Linked DNA regions of Homo sapiens: all the other regions are linked to region 2. A link is a contact called in ENCODE Hi-C or POLR2A ChIA-PET data. All regions are on one chromosome and are shown on one strand. Each heading gives the region's core, a stretch centred on a gene start or an enhancer-like site at or near the end of the contact. The rest is flanking DNA. Distances are from core to core; before and after follow the strand shown. Region 1 holds the start of LCIIAR (lung cancer immune cell infiltration associated lncRNA). Region 2 holds the start of ENTREP2 (endosomal transmembrane epsin interactor 2). Region 3 has its middle 37 kb from the start of LCIIAR. Region 4 overlaps ENTREP2 (endosomal transmembrane epsin interactor 2).

Region 1 (5,569 bases), core at 1,721-4,220, 100 kb before region 2:
CTGGCCTGCAGCCATGACTCCACCACCAGCCTGCCTCCCCACCAGAGCAGGCCTCCTGTCAATGGAACCTGTTATTTTCCCTGAGGTCTCTCTTCCTCCCACCTGAGCCACCACCATACCAGCCCCTGCGAGGTGATGCCTCTGGTCTTCCCAGAAGCAGTCTCCTCTCCCTGGATGCTCTTCCCTCTTACCTGGGGACCACTTTCTCACTCAATTCTCCCTTCCTCCACGAAGCCCTCCAGGACTGCTGCCAGGGGCCGACCCCCTGTGGACTTGACCCCACCCCTTCATGTACACCCAAGACACCTCCATCCTCTATGTTTCCCAGCCACCAGCATCCCCTGCCTGACCTGCACACAGACAGTGCCCAAGCAATGCTCAAGTCAACGGACTCATCTGTTTGCTAAGGCCAAAATTGTAAAGAAAAGCAGTTGGGTTGGTTTTAGAAATGATTATTCTAAGATTAAAGTGCCAAATCAACACATTACCTATGAAGGAGAAGAAATGTTCACATATCAAAACTCATTAGCTCTGATATGAAAAGAAGACATGGCCACCAGCAGTTTTAAAATAAGTATCTCTGAAATGCCACGCAGCTTCCTCCTTTCCCTCTGAATCACCATTCGTTCATTCTTCCTGGCTGCCTTGGGCTGAGTGCTGAGGAGGTCTAGCAACATCAGAGCGGCAGGAGCGGCTGTCCATTAGCAGCATTTGGCACGCTGGAGGGAGCTGCAATTAGATTGAGCTATCAGAGGGGGTTTCCATAAATCTCCCGGCATTCTGCTTCATGATTCTCAGCTATCCTTTCTTCCCTTTGCAGGCAAGAGCTGGGAGGCGTTTTGTGGACCAAAAGCACTTTGTTCTGCAGAGCACTTTCGGCCTGTGTGGGAGGATGCCCTGGCACATGGGGAGAGGCCATGGGTGTGTGTTCATTATGCACTTTCTCCTGCAGACCTCTTAAGAGTCCTGAGCCTCCCCCGCCAGTTTCCATTTGCAGAGACCCCATTCACACGTAGCTATTTTACACATGCTCCTTGATAATCAAACCAGAACTGCTTGGACATCTGCATGGCTATTTTGGGGCTTCTAGGAGACTGAGGAAGACAACCTTATTTTCAACAGTCCACAAAGATGTGACATCATTCTGAACAGTAAGGCTGGCTGGGCTCGGTGACTCATGTCTGTAATCCCAACATTTTGGGAGGCCAAGGCTGGAGGAACACTTGAGCCCAGGAGTTTGAGACTAGCCTGGCCTACATAGTGAGACCCCTGTCGCTAAAAAAAAATTTTTTCTTTTTTTTTTTTGAGACAAGAGTTTCGCTCTTGTTGCCCAGGCTGGAGTGCAATGGCGCAATCTTGGCTCACTTGCAACCTCCGCCTCCTGGGTTCAAGCAATTCTTCTGCCTCAGCCTCCTGAGTAGCTAGGATTACAGGCATGCACCACCACGCCCGGCTAATTTTGTATTTTTAGTAGAGATGGGGTTTCTCCACGTCGGTCAGGCTGGTCTCCGACTCCCGACCTCAGGTGATCCGCCGGCCTGGGCCTCCCAAAGTGCTGGGATTACAGGCATGAGCCACCGCACCCGGCCAAAAAAAATTGTTTTTAATTATAAAAAGAGAGTAAGGCTTTCCAGGAGGTCAAGCAAGTGTGGTGATTGCTCCGTGAACCGTGAGAGACCAATACCGCAGCATTTACAAAACCCCCGCTGGGACTCAGCACAGTGCCCTTCCTCCAAACCTCAACTCCGGCAGGGGCAGAAGCAAGGCACCTGTGAGGCGCATCACTTTGGACACACCACTTTGGTTTGTTTGCTTTGGTTTGACCCCAGGCGGGAAAATCCGGGCCTGGTTCTCCTCCTCTCCCTCCCTCCCCTCCTCTCAGCTCTTACCTGGAAACTGCTCGGGACAAAGCCGGGTCCCCGCTGCGCGTGCAGCCTCCCAGGCCCTCCCCGTCGGCCTCCCTGCCTCCCCCCGCAATTCTCTCGCCTCGCGGGCAGCCTCGGCGCTCACGCACCCTGCAAACCCCTATCCCTCCGGGCCGGAACACCCCAGCTCTACGGCTGAGGGTGCAGGGGCGCCGAGGGCTGGGCGCCCGGGAGTTCCACAGCTCCCTGCACTTGATGATCTTCTGCAGTTATTCCAGAAGTAAACCGCCGCCTCCTTCATTTTTGCTTTGTTACGGGGTCTGGGCTCTGTCGCCCAGGCTGGAGTGCAGTGGCGCGATCTCGGCTTACTGCAGCCTCGACCGTCCTGGGCGCAGGTGATCTTCCCACCTCAGCCTCCCCGAAGTGCTGGGACCACAGGCGCGCGCCACTATGCCAGGCTAATTCTTAAATTTATTGTAGAGATGGTGGGCGGGGGGTGGGGGGGCGTCTTACTATGTTGCCAAGGCAGGTCTCGAACTCCTGGGCTCCAGCGATCCTCCCGCCTCGGCCTCCCTGGGTGCCAGCCGCCTCCCTATTTGCTGTCTGGGGCTTTGCCTTCTGGCGGGCTCCGTAGCAGTGACCGGCCCCTCGCTGCGGGTGGACATGCTCGTGCGAGTCGCGCGGGCTCGCGGCGGCCAGGAGCCTGTGGGACGCTGCGTGGGAGTTCCCATCCCGCGGTCCCAGGACCCCCGGCAGCAGCTGCCACGCTCAGGGCGGAAAGTGCCTGGGTGGCCAAAGCGGGGGCCTGGGGAGAGAGCCAGCCCCGGGAGGACGGCACTGCAGAGGCGGCCAGGAGGCAGGGGAGGCTCGGCGACCCTGGCAGGCGCTGCGGGACGCCGAGGACTGGGGCGGCGTGCTGGAGATCCGCGGCCAACCGTGGGGTGAGCAAGGGAGGAGGGGAGGGAGCGGCCGAGGGGCCCAGAGCTGCAGCAGGAGGTCGGGGAGCGAAGGGCAGGCGCGCCCAGGCCCCGGCGGGGGAGGGGAGGTTCTGAGTCCGGGGTGGCGGAGAGGGGAAGCCAGCGGGGCTGGCGGAGGGGCGGATCCCACGGGAAGGGGCGGGGAGCGCCGGGGACTAGGGGCGAGGAGGCCGCGGGACTGGGCGGAGCAGGGGCGCCACAGGTGCGGGGCGCTAGTGCGAGAGGCGGAGGCAGCGGGGAAGGAAGGGAGGCCGGCAGGGGGAAGCCCGCCCCTTCCTCCGCGCCCCCTCCTCCCTCTCCTCCCTCCCCCTTTTCCCTCCTTCCCTCCTCCACACCCCCTCCTTCCCTCCGCCCCCCCGGCATGCCTCCTTTTCCCTAGGGAAAAGTGCCCGTTCTTTTACTCTCCCTTCCATCCCTCGATATTCTTAATCCCTCAGGCGGCTGGTCTCACAGGAATTTAAAGAAAGAAAAAATCTGATTAAAAGTCTGTGCTCAAGCCGGGCGCGGTGGCTCACGCCTGTAATCCCGGCACTTTGGGAGGCCGAGGCGGGCGGATCACGAGGTCAGGGGTTCGAGAACATCCTGGCCAACATGGTGAAACCCCGTCTCAACTAAAAATACAAAAATTAGCTGGGCATGGTGGCGGGCACCTGTAGTCCCAGCTACTCGGGAGGCTGAGGCAGGAGAATCGCTTGAGCCTGGAAGGCAGATGTTGCAGTGAGCTGAGATTGCGCCACTGCACTCCAGCCTGGGCGACAGAATGAGACTGTGTCTGAAAACAAAAACAAAAACAAAAAAAACAACTCTGCCCATCAGGCAGCAGGACAGGGTGGAGCGTTTGCTGCTTCTGGCTGGGGTAGCGAGGAGTTGATACAGGCTTCCTGGTCCCCTGGGGCACAGGACTTGACTGCTGGCAAAGCCCCCCCCCCCCCCCATCCTCTGCAGGCTGGGGAAGGGCTGAGTCCCACACACCCTGGGAGGCAGGAAGTATCCCAGGACACATTTCCTCAGTCACCCTCCTACCTGATCCACTAGAGAAATGGGGAAGGGGGACCACACACTCTGGTTTCTCCAGATTTCCTGGATTGCCCTGAACACACACACAGCAACAGGACGGGTACTCAAAGGCTACCACATCCCAAACTCAACCTTCAGAGAAATGGTAGATCTGCCTTTGCAAAATTATAACAGACAACTATGACAGTGAAAGAGATCTCACCTAACTGACTCCATCTTGCTTCCAACCCCCAAGCTGTCCTTGTCATTCCTGGGCATGAACTAACTTTGGGAGGAACTTGGTTTATTGTTTTGCTTTGAAACAAAAACAATAACAGCCCTTTCCCAAAACAAACTCCCTTCTTGCCTGGGGACTACACTGCCTTTGCAGGACTAACAAATTAGCTGTAAGGTTAGAAATTAGGGTTTAGGAGTCATGCATCTGGAGACTCCAAGATTCTGAGCCATCCCAAATTGCTCCTGAGAATAAACTCACTATGGTAAGGCCTAAGATCAGTGCTTGAGATGATTTGTAGACCCTGCACATGATGATCGATGATCAGCTGGCACCACATGGGATCCTGTGGCCTCTACCCAGGAACTGATTCAGCAAAAGAGGACAGCTTCGACTTTCCGTGATTTTGTCAGAGGTGTTTGAACCACAGCGACTCCATCTTGAGTAGGGGCTGGGTGAAATAAGGCTGAGACCTGCTGGGCTGCATCCCCAGGAGGTTAGGCATTCTTAGTCACAGGATGAGGTAAGAGGTCAGTACAAGATACAGGTCATAAAGACCTTGCTGATAAAACAGGATGTGGTAAAGAAGCTGGCCAAAACCCACCAAAACCAAGATGGCGACGTCTTTTAATAATTAGAGTATAATGAGCTGTGGTCATCCTCACTGCTTATTATACTCTAATTATAATGTTTAGCATGCTAAAAGACACTCCTACCAGCACCATTACGGTTCACAAATGCCATGGCAACGTCCAGAAGTTACCCCCTATGGTCTAAAAGAGGGAGTAACCTTCAGTTCCTGGAATTGCCTTCCCCTTTCCTGGAAAACTCGTGTATAATCCACCGCTTGTTTAGCATATAATCAAGAAGTAACTAAGTATACTCCCTCGAGCAGCTCATGCCACTGCCCTGCCTATGGAGTCACCAACTTGATGGACTTGCCCTGAATTCTTTCTTGCGTGAGATCCAAGAACCCTTTCCTGGTGTCTGGATTGGGACCCCTTTCCAGCAACAATTTTATCTTCTACCCAACCAATCAGCATTCCCCATTTTCCAACCCCCCCAACCCACCAAATTATCCTTAAAAACCCAGATCCCCAAGTTTTCAGGGAGACTGGTTTGAGTAGTAATAAAACTCCAGTCTCCTGTGCAGCCGGCTCTGCGTGAATTAAACTCTCGACTGCAATTCCCCTGTCTTGATAAATCGGCTCTGTCTAGGCAGTGGGTATGGAGAGCCCATTGGGCAATTACACATGGACCGTGTGTGGTGACTCCATGTTCAAGCAGCCAGAAGCTCCCTGGTTGAGGCACCCTGGATAACTGGAATTTCCCATACTTGATTTGACTTTTAGAAAAAAAAAATAGAGAATGCAACAGTGTTTTTCTTTATTTTTCACCTGGAAATCATTTTTAACCTTTGAGGGTAGTCAAGGACCCATTTGAAAATTGGACAACTGATTTCCTCAGAAAAGAAGACCTTAAAAATAAAAATTGTA
Region 2 (5,428 bases), core at 1,179-3,678:
GGGCTGCCTTATTCATGAATTGTTCATTGTTTAAGTAAACTCTGTTAAATTTATTTGTCTAAAGTTTTCATTTTATCAACAAAACTGCTTTTTCATTGATAGAAATGTGAAGTAAGTTTAATTTCTAGATCAGTCTCTCCCTTTGGATGCAAACGAAATTTTACAGCGAAAGTAGATCCCTCTCCTAACCCACCTTCACCAAAATCTCCTGCTGTATTGCTTGGAGCTCTCTTTCCGTACCTTTCTTAAATAAATAAATAAAACAAATCAATTCACATATATTTTGGAAGCATCTCTCATTCATAAATGGGAGATCACTGGAGGTCACCAACTGGCTCCCCCTTCTGTTTAATTCATCACTGACACCTCCGAAACATCTCCCAAACACACCCAATTCTCGACATCTCCACTAACCCCACTTTAATCCAAAACACTATCACCTCTTGCCAGCTGACAGTAACAGCCTCTGAACACTCTTTCACTTGGGCACCCCTCAACCCATTTTTGGTATTGTGGTCAGAAAACTCTTTTCAAATCTCCTTATCATCTGATTCCTTTTTTTTGGTGGGGGTGGGGTTGGGGGGGCACTGTGTAGTCTCCATAACACTGAACCCAGTGTGCCGCCAGTCTTCCCACTAGACCGAAAGTTCTCTGAGTACAGGGGGCTTGCAACTCATTCTTCGATCTTCAGTGCCTGGCACATAGTGGGTGTATACTATTTTTTGAATAGTATACAATGTCAATAAACTGTAATTCACTAATTTGTTAGGCTATTGTGTGTTTCTCTCTGAATCCCTTAAAGGCAGGGATTTTTGTCTGTTTTGTTCACTGATGTACCCTAAGAACGTAAAAAAAAAAAAAGCCTTATGATTAGAGAGCTCTTTATGAACTTTTGTTGGAGGAATGAATGAACGGATGAATGAATGAATGAATGAATGGGGGAGATGATCAAATGCGAACATAACTTCCTGCCAGTCCAGGGTCATGCCTTGTATTGTTTCAAGCTCTTAAAAAGTGCTGCACTGCGAACTTCTAGGCAGAAAATGTCTCCAGGAAATTGGAATTTGTACTGGAGTGCTTTAAACAATGCCGGCCAGAGGCTTAGTCCTGTTAAAGATAAGAACTGGGGGAGAAGGCAGCGTTTGGCCACGGGCCAGCATTTTGAGATCAGTCACTCTATCTGTGGAATTCCCTACCCCCTGTTCATCCCTTGGCCATCTCGTTAAATTGGAAAATAAATCCCATCCCTGCTAAAGTGTTGGCTGATAAAGGCTTGAGCTATAGCCCCTTCAAGGGGAATTTGCATTTTAATAGAGGATCGTCAAGCCCCAAAGGAATCAATATCTCTAACGGTGAAATTTCAAGCACCAGCAACCGAGATATTTTGGGACTACACTCTCTAGCGTTTCTCATCCAACAGTAAGGTCTGCTAGAAAGACACGGAAGAATGGTCTCAGGAAATGACCGGCCGTTTCCCTTTATTACTCTGAACTTTGCCTTTTCACGTCTGGTCCCTTCAGACTCCCTAACGCTGGTGATCTCTTAATCTGTCAATGCAGCCCTTTTCAACACAAGCAGAGTCTTAAAGTTGGCTCATCAACAGGGCCACAAAGGAATTATGGCAATCAAAACTTGCAGGATTTCCCGGTATTCCAAGGGAGCCAGTACTTAGATATTTTAAACTCTATGTTGGCAAGAGGGAGTGGAGATGGTTTAATCGGTTATTAATGATATTGCGCATTTAAATTCGTTTTGTGCAATTTTTTTTTAAAGCCCAAACTTTTAACTTGTATCAAAAGCATGCAAACCAAAGGTGGGTAAGGGACATCGTGTGTGTCCTGGCAATGTTCTCGGAATGTCCTCCAGAGCTGAGTTCTCTCAGCGGATGGCTTGGGAGATTCTCGAACTGCAGAAAAGCAGCATCTTGGATCTTGGATTTTTGCATTCAAGAGGCTCCTGTTCGCCACACCTGCGGCCCAGCGCTCGGAATTTCCCTCCTGTCTGCTCCCAGCCCGTCTCCCCGTCCTCAGCGCCCCGCGCGCCCATCCCGAGCCGTCCCCAGGCTCTGAAGGCTCGGCTGGCCCGCTGCCGCTATCGGGCCCCTCCGCGCAGCCGACCCAGGGCTCCGCCGCGGAGGCTGATGCCGTTGCCCTTGATGCGCTGCCGCCCCCGCTCTCCTTCCGCAGACCTGCAGCCGCCAGGGCGCGAGGCGTGAGCGCGGAGGCTGGGACGCCAGGACCGCACCTGCGCCTTCCCCGCCCCTCTCCCGGCTCCCGGGTCCCGGCTCCCGCTCCCGCCCCAGCTGGGGCCCAGCGCACGGCGGCGGGGCTCGCGCCCGGGGACGGCAGCGGCTCGCGCCCGGTACGGCAGCAGCGGCGGCGGCTCGCGCCCGCGCTCGGGCCGGGGAGCGCGCGGGGCGGGCGGGGGAGGGCGCAGCGCGGCGCGGCCGGCGGGCGGGCGGCGCGGCGGCGGCGGCATGGGCGCGGGCACCGGCGGGGGCTGCGGGCGCCCGGCTCCCCGCCCGGCCCGGCCCGCTCCCGGCGCGCGGCCGCCGCAGCCCTGGCAGCCGGCTGGGAGGCCGTCCCTGCACCCGGCGCAACTTGCCTCGGACCCTCTGTGAGGAGAGGCGGCGGCGCGCGCCGGGCCGGGCGGGAGCGGGCGAGGCGTGCGGGCGCCCGGCGCGATGCCTCCGGCCGGCGGCCCCCGAGCGCCGCGTCCCGCCGCGCTGCCCCGCAGCCTGTCCCGCCTGCGCGAGTGCCCGGGCCGCTCCCGCATCGTGCTGGCGCTCGGGGCCACGCAGATGGCGCTCGGATGCCTCATCGTGGCAGTCAGCTTCGCCGCGCTGGCGCTCACCACCTCGGCCCGCGTCCGCCACTCCTGCCCCTTCTGGGCAGGCTTCTCGGTGAGTGTCCGCGACCAGGCGGGGACGGGCTCCGGGGACTGCGCGGGCCGGGGGGGCTAGGCGCTGCGGCCGCCGGGACGCCACCGCGGGCGGCAAGTTCCGGCGGCCAACGCCGGGGCCGAGTAGCTGCAGCGCGGGGCGCAGTTCGAAACTCCGAGCAGAATAACTCCAGGGCCCGGCTCGCCGCTCTCGGAGCATCGCGTTCCCGCTCCTATTGCGCTGATTCCCGGAGTTACTTTTCTTGGAGGAAACAGCAGCCAGGCGCCCGCCGTCCTCCGAGCCCGCAGCGGCCGGAGGGAGCGCCGGGGACCGCGCGCGCCGGGGACACGACCTCGCCATCCGAGCGGCCGCGGCCGAGGCGAGGAGGTGGGAGCCGAACCCGGAGCGGAGCAGCATGTGGGCGCGCCTCTCACCCTCGCGGCGGCCCTGACCGGGGGCGGTGGGGGTGGGGGGTGGGGTGGGGGGGCGGGGGAGGGGCGCCTCCCGTCGGGTTTTGGGTCAGCCCGGATATCGGGGATCGGCCGGGCGGCCCCTGTGGTCGCTCGCTGACTTGGCTTCGGGGACTTCTGGTTTCCCGCGTCCGCCCAGAACGGCGTGGTTTGTGGGCGACGGGACTGGGCAGGCGACCCGCATCCGGCGTCCTGGGGCAGGGGGCAGGCAAGGGGGGGCGGCGTGCTTTCTGAGCTCCAGACCTTAAGGATGACCGATTTTCAGACTCTTAACCACCAAATCAGAGAAGCCAGTGGTGAACAAATCTCCATAGAAGAAAGACGTCTCGATTAAAGTGACTGTCCCCAAGAGTTAATTTTTGGCGTTTTGTAGCATTTTGATGAAAGTCGGTTTTTTTCCTATATTAACAAAGAATGGACGTTATGGGAATGGGAGAGATATATATGCAGAGCAGATATTTATGAAGAGAGGCACTTGTTCTGAGAACTCTTGACATCTGTAACTGCATTTGGTGGATCGTGCTGAAATACATCGCATAGGCTTGTAAACTCAGTATGTTTTACTTCCATCTACAGAAATCCAAACCAATCCTTTAAAACTAATGTTTGCTATTTGTTCTTGAGTTTTAAAATTTGAAAAATTCGTCCAGCTTTGCTTATTTGTTTATTTCATAATGGTCTTTGTTTTTTAAGTTCATTGCATGGCTTTTACCATAAGATCTGAGCAAAATTGCCTCTGGAACACCTCGATCGATACAGGTGTGGTTGTTCATCCTAATGGGAGTATTAATTTTCGAAGCGTATTTTAGATCAAGGGTGAGCCTTGGAGAGCTGAATAGGAACAACAGACTGTGTGGTCATAGCTGGGAGTATTCAAAGAAAAGAGAGGAGGTTGGAGGCAAGCACACGGGAGCCATGATTTAAATGCCCCTCTCTATATAGTTTTCACACATCTATTGCTCAGTTTTTACCATTATTTAATATGCATTGTTTTCATGTCTGTCTAGCGGGCACTGAGGTTTAAGTCTGCTGGAACCAGCCTACAGGTGGCAGACTGGTGAATTAGCTCCACTTCCTGGCTCCTCCCTGAGCCCGCCCTTCCTGGTTTAGCCTTGGGTTCCCAAGGGTGTGGAGAGAGAACTGCCTTTTAATAATAAACCTAAAGGGGAAAACATTAATTGGACACAGTAGAAAAGCTTATTTATGTGAAAAATGCACATCATCCCCTACATTTTAGTTTAAAGAGTTAAATAAATGTGTAAAACAGTTAATTCAGTTTGCTTTTGCAGTGTTATTCTCTTCAACAGCTCTAACCTATTCTTTTTTTTTTTTTTTTTTTTTTTTTGCCTTAAGAGGCAGGATCTCGCTCTTTTGCCCAGGCTGGAGTGCAGTGACACTATCATAGCTCACGGCAGCCTGGAACTGCTGGGCTGAAGCGATCCTCCTGCCTCTGCCTTGCAAGTAGCTAGGACTACAGGTGTGTACCACCATGCCTGGCTAATACTAAAAACATTTTTTTTTTAAGAGATGGGGTCTCGTTATGTTGCCCAGGCTGGATTCAAACTCAAACTCCTTATCTCAAGGGATGCTCCTGCCTCAGCCTCCCAAAGCACTGAGATTACAAGCTTGAGCCACTGTGCCCGACCTATAACCTGTTAGTTCTAGCTTCCTATGATTCTGAGCAATTCCACACAGTTCTCCTATGTATGGACATTACTCTAGGGTCTGGGGATCAACAATGAACACAGCACACTCTGCTTACATTTTGGAGATTATAAGATGACTTCTGTCCTGAGTCCTCCATCTCCCACCCTCCTGTCTGTTTTTTCATGGGCTTATTTTCTGTCTTCAAACTTACTTTGCTGCAAGCACCTTGAAAGTTCTTTCAGTACGGTACAGTGTATACCATTTTTCATCTGTTGTCTACAACACTTTGCAGAAATGATGATTGGTTCCTGCTGTGTTGAGACAGGTTTGCATGTTAACATGGTTGTGAGTGGGGAACACTGACCCATTGCCATATATATGCCTGCCCTCTGAGATTGGTGCAACTGCCTTGCCAAGGTTGTTCGTCATT
Region 3 (5,584 bases), core at 2,733-5,232, 65 kb before region 2:
ACTAATTCAATCTCTTTTCTATGACTATTTATATCTTCTATGTTTCCCTAGAATCAGTTTTGGAGTTTGTGTCTTTCTAGGAATTTGTCCATTTCACCTAAGTCATCTAATTTGTTGGCATACAGATGTCCATAGTATTTCCTCACAATTCTTTTTTATTTCTGTAAGTTGGTGGCAATGGCTTCTCATTCATTTCTGATTTTAGTAATTTGATTTCTCTCTCTTTTCTGTCAGTCAGCCTAGGTAAAGGTTGGCCAACTTTGTTGATCTTTTACAAGAACCAACTTCTGGCTGGGCGTGGTGGCTCACACCTGTAATCACAGCACTTTGGGAGGCCAAGGCGGGCAGACTGCCTGACGTCAGGAGTTCATGACCAGCCTGGCCAACGTGGTGAAACCCCATCTCTACTAAAAATACAAAAATTAGCTGGGCGTGGTGGTGCGCACCTGTAATCCCAGCTACTCAGGAGGCTGAGGCAGGAGAATCGCTTGAACCTGGGAGGTAGAGGTTGCAGTGAGCCGAGATTATGCCATTGCACTCCAGCCTGGGTGACAAGAGTGAGACTTCGTCTCAAAAAAAAAAAAAAAAAGCAAACAAAAACCAACTTTTGATTTTGTTGATTTTCTCTATTGTTTTTCTAATTGTTATTTCATTAAATTCCTCTCTAATTCTTCTTATTTCCTTTCTTATGCTTGCTTTGGGTTTAGCTTGCTGTTCTTTCACAGTGTCTTACTGTGGAAGGTTAAGTTGTTGATTTGAGATCTTTTTTCTTTGTTATTATAAGTATTTACAATTATAAATTTATCTGTAAGAACTGCTCTAGCTGCCTCCCGTAAGTCTATGTCTCACTCTTTACTTTTAGTTTGTACAGCCAGCATTTGACTTATTTTTTATTGTGATAAAATATATGTAACATAAAATTTACCATTTTAATTGTTACGTCTGACTTTTGCATAAATGCTTCAATCACAAACTTTCGGCAGAACTTTTAGGACAAGAAACAGAGAGACAAACCGACAGATAATTATGATAAGTATGGCAAATGACAATTTTGTGTAACAGAGAGACTTTCAGATTGAGTCAAGACTCGGCCAGTTTTTTTCTGGACAGCATTGGTCTCCACGACCCAACATGCATTTGAACAAGAAGTGCAGACTATAAATGGAATAGGCAGAAATTTAGAGAGCCGTGGGACTCTGCAGATGCTCAGTAGCTTATTTACTCCTCCACGACAAAGATTTCTTTCAAAAGAGAGTTAATAGATAAGTTACAAATCAAGGTTGAAAACTCAACAAATCACTTTAGCATCCCAACAAAGTCTCACACTGAGTCATGCATTGGAAACTGCTGACCAGGATTCAGGTTATAACTCCACAAACAAGAAAGGCATTATTGCTGTTGAGTGACTCACCACAAAAAGCAGCAGAGCCCCTGACCGTGGGCTCAGCCCTTTGAGCTGAGGGCTCACACTCCTCAGATTGGGCTGTCCACTGCTCCAGACAAGGAGAATCGACAAGGCAATCTTAGTGGAATCTCCAGAATTGTTAAAGGAAAGGCAATGAATGCCACAGTGATAGAAAAATAGAACACTGGATTTATTTACTTGCTAGGCAACAGCCACGCCCGGCTAATTTTTAAACTTTTGTAGAGATGGGGTCTTGCTATGTTACCTAGGCTAGTCTCAAACTCCTGGCCTGAAGGGATCCTCCTGCTTCAGCCTCCTAAACTGCTGGGATTACAGGTGTGAACCACCACACCCAGCCCTTTGTTTTTTATTAATTGCACAGAAATCCTTTCTATTCTCACTAAAACTTTTTAAAACAATGTTTTTAGTGAGCACAATGTGACTGAATAAGCTTCATTATGTTCTTAAACCTTGATTCAGCACTCTGAGATGCAGAAGGTAAAACAGTGGTTCTCAGCTGGCAGGGTTTTGTCTGCCACCACTCTGGGGACATTTGGCAATGTCTGGAGATGGTTTTGGTTATGACTTGCAGGGACTATGCCCTTGGAATCCTGTGGATAGAGACCAGTGGTGTTCAGGATAAACCCCCACCACCAAGGATCACTGGGCTGGAAACATCAGCAGTGCCGAGGTGGAGAAGCCCTTAGCTGGAAGAGCTGGCCCTGCAGCAGGCACTCTGGGCTGCCTGGCCCATAGCCACTGTTTTTTGCTGGCAGAGCCTCGCCATAGAAACTGACAAGGCCAGATTCCTTTTGATTTCCCTTTCCCCTTCCTTCCTTGCAGAAAGGACTGAGCCAATTCTGATCAGCAGGCAGCAGCCATTACCCTCTGAAGGTCAACGCAGTTAGGTGCAGTGACAGACACACTTGGAGGTGCCACAGCCTCCTGCGTGTCCTTGTACTCCATGTCCATTTGGTCTTCTTCACTGTGGGGCATCCTCCTGGCCAACAATAACTCCGACCATCTTCAGGTGCTTGGCTGAAGAAATAGCTTGCTGTAGATGTCTCCTCTGCTTTCATGGACCAGCGTTGGCAGTGCGACGAGCTTGATTTCTCAGACCAGCTAGTTGGTGACTCCTCCGCTCTGCACACTTCCCTCTCATACCTTCTCTTCTCTAGCTCCTCCTGCAACTGGCAAGGTCTCGTTCCCGTAATAGATCTCTCATCCCATGACCCATTCTGGTTCTGCCCACCTGAGGAACCCTGGAGGATGCCCCTGAATATTACCATCTGCAGTGGGCAGTGTTCTCTCTGTCCCTTGAGGTTATGAAATTTCCATCTTGTTCAACTTCAGAGAAGTAGAGTATGTTCTAGCCCAGGAAGGACACTCACTCTCTCACTCACTCTGATTTTGGCAGGTTCTAAATCTGTCATAACCTCACACATCCAGTTATTCATGGACAAGGGAACATGAGCTCAATCTGACTTCTGCTTTTGGAGAGAAAGTGGGTGACCTGATGTGTTTCTGAGAAATGAGTCTAGGGAGGTGTGTGCCCCACTCTCTGCTCACTGCATATGTCCCCATTGCAAGCACATTTGTACCCCAGTGCTCATCTTTACCTTTATGATGTCCTCCCAGGTGAGAAATCACCCAAGTGGTCATTGCCACCCCCTACTATTTCAGTGTTTGGGGTTTTGGAAATGATTTACTGACATTGTATCAGAGCATAGTAACATTTAATCAGGGGCTGGCTTTCTCAAGGACAAATATTTTCTGACATCAGTTCCTAAGCAGAAGAGGCCAACAGCATCTGAGGATCCCTTTGTTTGGGTTTCTGGCAGTTACCTCCCTTCCCAGGGTGAACAGTGACTCTGCTGTATGAGGATTTACTTATCTTCCTGTCCTGTGTTTTTGACATTCTGAACAAAGTTTCTGGGGAGTAAACTTTATGTTTAAACCATGTTTATGTTAAGCTTTATCTGTTCAAAAATCAAGTATATATAGTTGATCATAAAATAATGACATTATAGAAAATGTGAACAAATATAGAAATGTTTTTGGTGGAACATAAGTCACTCTAAATCTCTCAACCCAGAAATACTGCTGTCACCATCTTGAGCATTTCAGTCTCATCTCTGGAATATATTTAGCTATATTCATGTCTTACAAAATTAGGGTCAAATTACATATACTGAGGAGGCAGCAAACTTTAAAAATAAAATAACCCCTGACTCACAGACTGAGGGAATAATATAATTTGAATTTGTGAGAGAGAAAAAATTATGTTGGTGTCAGGGTTGTTTTTCAGATAATTCTGAGATGGTGGCAGGAGCGTCGTATCAGGGTCTTGCTTCTCTAAAGTCCTGGATGTGGTGATGGACTACTGGCATAATATTGCTGTGTAGCAGACAACTTCACAATTTCAGTGGCTTGTAGCAACCAATGTTCATTCTTCATGCACAGCTGTGCAGGCCACTGGGCTCAGCTGCACTGGGCTCTAAGCTGCAGGGCGGCCTCTGATGTGCCCCACGGGTTCCTCCTCCTTTGATCAGCAGCACCTGGACGTGTTCTCATGGTGAAGGGCCAGAGCCCAGGAGCTGAGCCAACTGTACGCACAAGCACATTCCAGGACTTTGCCCACACCTCAACTGCTAACGTTCCATTGGCCAAAGCAACAGTTGCGACGTGAGGAAACGCCCCTCGTCCACAGCAGGCATGAGGGGAGGAGAAAATCATCCCAATGGCCACACGCGACGAGATTGCTTTTCCATCCCCGTGAAGAGCTACAGCTTTGGTGAGAGTTGCAGGAGCTGGTTTAGGCTTGGAATGAGCTGCAAAGAGGGCCTGCTTTAGCACCAGGCAGAGTTTCTCTTTCTTTCTGTCCTTGAAGACTGAACCAGCTCCTCTTTTTCTGTGTCTGTATCTCTGGCTCCTGCACAGGGGGATTTGGCTCGCCATGAGAAGGAGACATTTGTTGTCAAATAGATTTATGTTCTGGAGGGCTTTTTCTTCCAGAGCAGCCTTACCTCATCAGAATGTGGAAGGGACCTGGCTCAAGAGGTCCCAGTATCGACGACAGCAGCCAATATTTTAGACAAATCTTTTCCTTGCCTCAGCAGTGGAGGCTCCATCCTGATTTTATAAGACAGGAGCAGGTCTGCAATTAAAGCCCATAAATCACAGGTGGCTGGAGCAGACACCTCTGTTTTGATTCCTGGATAAGCTGTGGTCTCACATCATCAACAGCGCATGGCTGGGGCTTGAATGATCAGTCTCAGATGACCTGAACTCACAGGGAGAGGCCTACACGGGGTCTGTTTCCGTGGACCCCCTAGGTGTGCTGTGGCTGCACCCTGGGGAGCCTTCTCTCGCTATTCCTTGGCAGGAGAATGGGTCATCGTGGCCTAGTCCTGCCACACTTCCGAGCTCCTCTGTGTCCTCTGTGTCCCCTGTCCCATGCACGGGGTGCACATCCCGCCCTACAGTGCAGGACTCCTGAGCACACTATGGACGAGGCTGGGTGTCTCAGGCTCATGGGAGACCCAGCATGGCCCCTGTGATATTGTGAACCCCGTTTCCTGGCACATGACTCTTGAAATCCTTAGCAACTACACAGTGATGTCTTTTTGCACATGAATGAACTGACTGCTGGCTGGCAGCACCTAGGAAGGTTGGGGCTGGTTACGAGCAACACCTAGGCAGGATTAGAGGGTTAGGACTTTCAGCCCAACCCCCCAACGTGGAGGTTGAGTTGATCACCAATGGCCAGTGGTTTAATCAGTCATGAAGCTTCCATAAAAACCCTAAGGAGGCCGGGTGCGGTGGCTCATGCCTGTAATACCAGCACTTTGGGAGGCCGAGGCGGGCAGATCATGAGGTCAGGAGATTGAGACCATCCTGGCTAACACGGTGAAACCCCGTCTCTACTAAAAATACAAAGAATAGCCGGGTGTGGTGGCAGGCGCCTGTAGTCCCAGCTACTCGGGAGGCTGGATGGCAGGAGCTTTTGGATGGCTGAACACGGGGAGCTTCTTGGAGGGTGGTCCCTGGGGAGGGCGTAGAAGCTTCGTGCTCCCTCTTCCATGCCTCACCCTGTGCATCTCTTCATTTGTGTCCTTTGTGATCAGCCACTAAAGGTAAGTTAAGTGTTCCCCTGAGTTATGTGAGCTGCTCCAGCAA
Region 4 (5,405 bases), core at 857-3,356, 100 kb after region 2:
ACCAGCTGTACAGTGAGTGCTGGTGAGCTGCCCCTCCCCTGCTTCCCCCACCCTCAAGAACCTACCCTGCCTCCTTTCCCCCTTCCTAACTGGCCTCTTGGGACTACTTTGAAGACTTCTCTGGTGACTGAGTGTACTGACCAGCCAGTGGCTGTTTTGTCATCCTTCAGCAGATAGTTACAATCTATTTTTTATTCTCTTTCTAGTAGTCAAATGTAAGTACTTGTATGCTTAAACCTAAAATCTTTAAAAAATGGATAAAAGGGAGATTCTTGTATTTATATCACATGTATTATTACACTAATTTATAAAATAACTTATAATATAATTGATTATAGGCCGGGTGCAGTGGCTCACACCTGTAATCTCAGCACTTTGGGAGGCCAAGGCAGATGGATCACATGAGGTCAGGAGTTAGAGACCAGCCTGGCCAACATGGTGAAACCTCATCTCTACTAAACATACAAAAATTAGCTGGGCGTGGTGGGGGGAGCCTGTAATCCCAGCTACTTGGGAGGCTGAGGCAGGAGAATTGCTTGAACCCAGGAGGCGGAGGTTGCAGTGAGCCGAGATTGCGCCATTGCACTCCAGCCTGGGCAACAGAGCGAGACTCCGTCTCAAATTTATATGTGTGTGTGTGTGTGTGTGTGTGTGTGTGTGTGTGTGTGTGTGTTGTGTGTTGTGTGTGTGTATAAAATATTTAATATTAACACACTGAAGCCAGAGCTGCCTTGTCTGAACAGTTCATCATGATGCCATTTTTAAGGTGGGTTTTGATTATCGAGACCTGCCCTTCCAGAGCTGTTTTCCTCCTGGTGCCACCTCTTCCTGAATTGTCCCTGCTGATGCTGGGTGAATTGCATGACAGGCCTGGCTTCAGCATTTAAGCGTCCCCAGAGTTGGAGACAAGGTAACAAAGGCAACACCATCAGGAGAGCTTTGTTCTGTAACATGAGCACATTGAGGCCTCATGATGATTCCTGCTTTGCATTTCTTGGGGGAAGATTGTTTTGGGGTGCTCCTCTCCCCAGCTTGTGGGGGCCCACTGCCCTGTTGCTTGGCCCAGCCCTTCTGGGCCCCCACCGCGTGCTGCTGTGTTCCACCCTCTGCTCCACCCCAGCCCTCAGGGCCACTCCTCCTTGGGTGACCACTGTCAGCATTGATCTTGAATCAGAGAGTTGTGCATGTGGACTGCAGGTTCTGATTCTCCCGGGGCTGCTGGATCAGGGCCCCCAAATCTCCACGTGTGCATGTGGGCTGCCTGCAGCTTGTTCAGAATCTTCTTTTTCAGAAGAAGGCATGAGGTAGAAAAAAGATTGAGAAACAATGTGTTGTAGATCAGTGTGACTAATTGTTTTCAAAGAAACACCCAGGGCCTTTGCACCAGAGGTGTGCTGTCCTACTGGCGGGTGCGGGGCTTACGTATTACCCCGGTGTATGCGTGCATTGCCTTTTGTGGCCCTTGGCCCCCGTGCTGCCGTGTGGGTTATGATGGGCATATGGGCTCTGGTGAGCATTTGCTTGGAGCTTTGCTACTCCCTTTATTCCTAGGGATCTGCCAGCCCTTCCTGCCACTTTGTAGCCGCTGTTCTGCCTCTCTGTTATCCCGGCGCCTCCCGGGGTCTCTCTGTTTTCTGTGCTTGTCTTTCTGTTCTCTCCTGTGCCTATTCTCAGCCACCTGTGCCCTCACTTTCTATTTGTAGCACATCCCAGTCCATGCTGGCTGCCCCTGCAGCTCGAGGGGCCGCTGTGTGGTCAGAAGTCCTTCTTGGAGCTTTTTCTATGTGCACATTCACTCTCTGCACAATGCATTAGCCAACAGTTGGGAAACGTTTTTACTCTTAGTGATGGAGCCTTTTCTACCAATGAAATCTTATGAGGAAGCTCAGTATGTGAAAATGGAGTTGATCTGGATGAAGGTGGGGCCCAGGCATTACAACCCTCTCCACTTAGCAACTCCCCACCCAGGACCATCAATGTCCCCTAGATCCTCTGGGGCTGTGTGGGGCACTATAAAAAACCAGTGCATTGGGCTGAGCTCTGCTTAATGAATTCAGGAGTCGGCAGGAAAATGTGGAGTGATTCCAATGCCCCACCTCTGTTTACTTAGCAGAGTCACTTCGAGCCATAGCCAGTATTTTGAGTTGGTCTAGTGAGATCACCTGTAATAGTGGTTGCTAATGTGAAACAAGGCATGACGTTTGTCAAATGACTGTGACTTGAGCAATTTTTAATTGTGACTTGGTATTAAGGAATGAACATTAATTACCAATTAAACAAAAAATTAATCTAGGAAGAGAATCAAGGAGGAACTGCTCACTGTCAGGGCTAGCATATCTTTGAGGGACTGTCTCATGTCAGACGTCTTGAAGGCAGAGCGTCCTTCAGGCTCATGAGCCCCGAGCTGGCCACTGTCAGGATGCTGTGGAAGAGTCACACGCATCACCTTGTCTGCCAGTGCTTGTCAGTTGATTGTGGCTTCCGGCAGCGTTTGTAGGACTGGGAAGGATTTCGAAGTGCGTCTGGGCTTCCCTGGAAAAGACCATATGGTTGATTAGTAGCGGCAGCCGCGGTGAAGGATGGGCCCTGGTTGTCCGAGTGACGAGTATTTGCCTGCCCTGGATTGCAACAGAGGTGAACTTGGCAGGAAGGAGGGAGGCGTGAGGTGAATGAAGTTTGCAAGGGAGCTGGCAGGAGGCTCCCCGAGACGAAGCAGGTAAATGTACTCTCACCTGCTGATTGATGAGTGTCCTGTAGCCCTTGGCAGGGCCCAGGACCTGTGGGCTTCACCTGTGACCTCAGTGGGCTGGCACTGCCTCAGGACCCTCCGGATGCTCAACCACACATAGAACAAACGTGGCAGTGGGGGGCACCGAGCAGCCCCTCTGCCAATCTTGAGTGGCTTTGCTGGATCCTGCCCGTGTTCACACACACGCCGTGACTGTCTGTGGTATGTGTGTGAAGGTTTTCAGTTAATTTGGGATCCATTCTTTGATCTTGTCTTAGGCTCCTTTTAGTGATTTAAAGAAATCTATTCTGCGGTTTTCAAGGCTGTGTTGAACATACATGATATTGAATCTGTGGCTTGCTTGTCAAAAAATCAGTGCTTTTAGCTCTTACTTTTGATGACCCAGGGGCACTGAATGTGGAAAAGGAGACAAAAGTACTTCTTTAGTGGTAAAGAAAATTCAACTATAGATAGAAATATGGAGGTGGCAGTTTACAACTTTAATCAGAGTCTTACGGGGGACCTGCTGGGTCCCTTCCAGGAGGCTGTCTCAAAGGTAGCCTTTGGAGCTGGAAGGGAGGCTTTTTAAAAAAAATTAATTTATTAAAAAATGTTTAATTGTGGTAAAATACACATATGTGAAACTGATCCTCTTAACCATGTTGAAGTGTACAACTCAGTGGCATTGAGTGCGTTCACACTGTTGCTCAGCCATCACCACCATCCATCTCTATAACGTTTTCACCTTCCCAAGCTGAAACTCTGTAGTCATTCAACACCAACTCCCTATTTCCCCTCCCCCGCCATGGCAACCACCACTCTACTTCTCTGTGAATCTGACTACTCCAGGTACTGCATAGAAGTGCAGTCATGCGGCTGGGAGTGGTGGCTCATGCCTGTAATCCTAGCACTTTGGGAGGCCAAGGCAGGTGGATCACTGGAGGTCAGTAGTTCGAGACCAGCCTGGCCAACATGGTGAAACCCTGTCTCTACTAAAAATACAAAAATTAGCTGGGCGTGGTGGCGTGCGCCTGTAATTCCAGCTACCCAGGAGGCTGAGGCAGGAGAATTGCTTGAACCCAAGAGGCGGAGCTTGCAGTGAGCCCAGATCACGCCACTGTACTCCAGCCTGGGCGACAGAGCGAAACTCTGTCTCAAACAAACAAACAAACAAAACAAAACAAAAAAGAAGCAGAATCTTGCAGGATTTGTCCTCTGTGACTGGCGTATTTCCCTCAGCACCATGTCCTCGAGGTTCATCCATTGGTGGATGTTGCATGTGTCAGCATTTCTGGAAGGGGGCTATCGGGATGGGGTGGAACCACCTCGGATGCTCTTCCAGCCTTATCCTAAGCCGGAGCCCTAGGGAAGAAAGGCCACTGCATTTGGCTGCATGGGGCTGCTCTGGTGGCCTTTGTGCAGGTTTTGTGTGTGTTACCTTAACGTTGGAAGAACTTTTTAAAAAATCATATTAATATATTTTTTTTGTAGCTCCACAGTTGCTTGAAGCCCTGAAAACTGGGGTTACATAAGAAAATTTTCAACAGTTTCAAAACAGATTTAATTATCATATAATTGTTAAAAATGTATGTGTTGGCTAATGATTAGAACTATATTTTAAAATCATATTCAGAAGTTTAACAAAAATGCATCCAAATTAATAATTGAAAAGCAACTTCAGACACTATTAAAGATTTAATTAGTTTAATCAACCCTGCAAATGTTCATTTGGATTATCTGTCTTGCTTTTTTTTTTTTTTTTTGAGATGGAGTTTTGCTCTCGTTGCGCAGGCTGGAGTACAATGGGGCAATCTCGGCTCACTGCAATCTCTGCCTCCTGGGTTCAAGCGATTCGCCTGCCTCAGCCTCCCAAGTAGCTGGGATTACAGGCATGCGCCACCACCCCGCCTAATTTTTGTATTTTTAGTGGAGACGAGGTTTCACTATGTTCGCCAGGCTGGTCTCGATCTCTGGACCTCAAGTGATCTGCCCACCCTGGCCTCCCAAAGTGCTAGGATTACAGGCATGAGCCACCATGCCCAGCCTGTCTTTTCTTAATCATTCACATTTAGGTACCATTGGTGGTCTAGTGATGCAAGTTAGATCCCACCCCCAGAACCAGCTTATAAAATGAATATTTGCTGTCTTGGAATTTCTTAATTATGTTCAGTATACATTTAGAAATATTTATGGCTTTACAGTCGATCACTGTTGGAAGGAGGGTGCTCCCAGTATTGGAAACACTGTCCTAGGTTCTTTGGGGGAATAAAAACAATGCATGATGATCTTGCTTTCAAGCAGCTTGTCTTCTGTCCGGCACGTACCATCCACTTGCAGGAGAAAGAGCTGTGAGCCTTGTGCTGTGGTGCAAGGTCTTTAGGCAGCGGTTTGTTTGGCATCTGGAGGCAGGAACAATCAGAAGAGGCTTCAGGGAGGGGCAGAGCTGGAGCTAGCCATGATTGCTGGGTGGCTTTCATCCAGTGGATAACAGAGAAGGGCAGTGGGTTGTGGGTACCCCAAGTTAGGCACAGGGGAGCAGAAACAGAGTGTGATTGAAGGCTGGTAAGTCATGCTGCAGAAAGGCCAGTCTGGAAGGGGAACAGAGCTGGACACTGCCTTCTGTGCCTGGCCATAGATGGTCTTAATTGGGCTACGGATGTTCAACTTCCTCAGAGTA

Evidence for each region. Hi-C counts contacts between places; a loop is a spot of excess contacts on that map. ChIA-PET counts read pairs that join two places held with the same protein, here RNA polymerase II (POLR2A). Pooled maps may share reads with other maps.
Region 1: a pooled map shows a loop between it and region 2 (2.1-fold over the local background). The contact joins the promoter of LCIIAR here to the promoter of ENTREP2 in region 2. A Hi-C loop is called at or near these places in 1 of 168 maps with a recorded cell type or tissue (dorsolateral prefrontal cortex) and 1 of 50 pooled maps. POLR2A ChIA-PET finds 5 or more read pairs at or near these places in 2 of 52 experiments (Caco-2 and OCI-LY7).
Region 3: a map of Caco-2 shows a loop between it and region 2 (2.6-fold over the local background). The contact joins the enhancer-like site here to the promoter of ENTREP2 in region 2. A Hi-C loop is called at or near these places in 5 of 168 maps with a recorded cell type or tissue (CD14-positive monocyte, Caco-2, IMR-90 and 1 more) and 2 of 50 pooled maps. POLR2A ChIA-PET finds 5 or more read pairs at or near these places in 2 of 52 experiments (H1 and HEK293T).
Region 4: a map of left cardiac atrium shows a loop between it and region 2 (2.4-fold over the local background). The contact joins the enhancer-like site here to the promoter of ENTREP2 in region 2. A Hi-C loop is called at or near these places in 1 of 168 maps with a recorded cell type or tissue (left cardiac atrium) and 1 of 50 pooled maps. POLR2A ChIA-PET finds 5 or more read pairs at or near these places in 2 of 52 experiments (OCI-LY7 and WTC11).

The regions. Positions count from the first base shown.
Region 1 is chr15:29,672,336-29,677,904 of GRCh38, reverse strand. It overlaps LCIIAR (lung cancer immune cell infiltration associated lncRNA), which reads right to left and starts at 2,970. Exons shown (of 2, transcript NR_135221.1): 1 at 2,379-2,970; 2 at 1-729. It also overlaps a transcript of ENTREP2 not described here. RefSeq lists enhancers at 1,496-2,026, 2,027-2,557.
Region 2 is chr15:29,567,979-29,573,406 of GRCh38, reverse strand. ENTREP2 (endosomal transmembrane epsin interactor 2) reads left to right here and starts at 2,428. Exons shown (of 11, transcript NM_015307.2): 1 at 2,428-2,902. The coding sequence starts at 2,684.
Region 3 is chr15:29,634,774-29,640,357 of GRCh38, reverse strand. It overlaps a transcript of ENTREP2 not described here. Among named protein-coding and RNA genes, the nearest start is that of LCIIAR, 37 kb to the left of the region's middle. Within about 2 kb of position 3,982, at least 3 of the 41 ENCODE cell types and tissues checked have a DNase peak (open chromatin) inside an H3K27ac peak, as active enhancers do.
Region 4 is chr15:29,467,697-29,473,101 of GRCh38, reverse strand. The region is part of intron 1 of ENTREP2 (endosomal transmembrane epsin interactor 2); the gene reads left to right. Among named protein-coding and RNA genes, the nearest start is that of ENTREP2, 100 kb to the left of the region's middle. Within about 2 kb of position 2,106, at least 5 of the 41 ENCODE cell types and tissues checked have a DNase peak (open chromatin) inside an H3K27ac peak, as active enhancers do.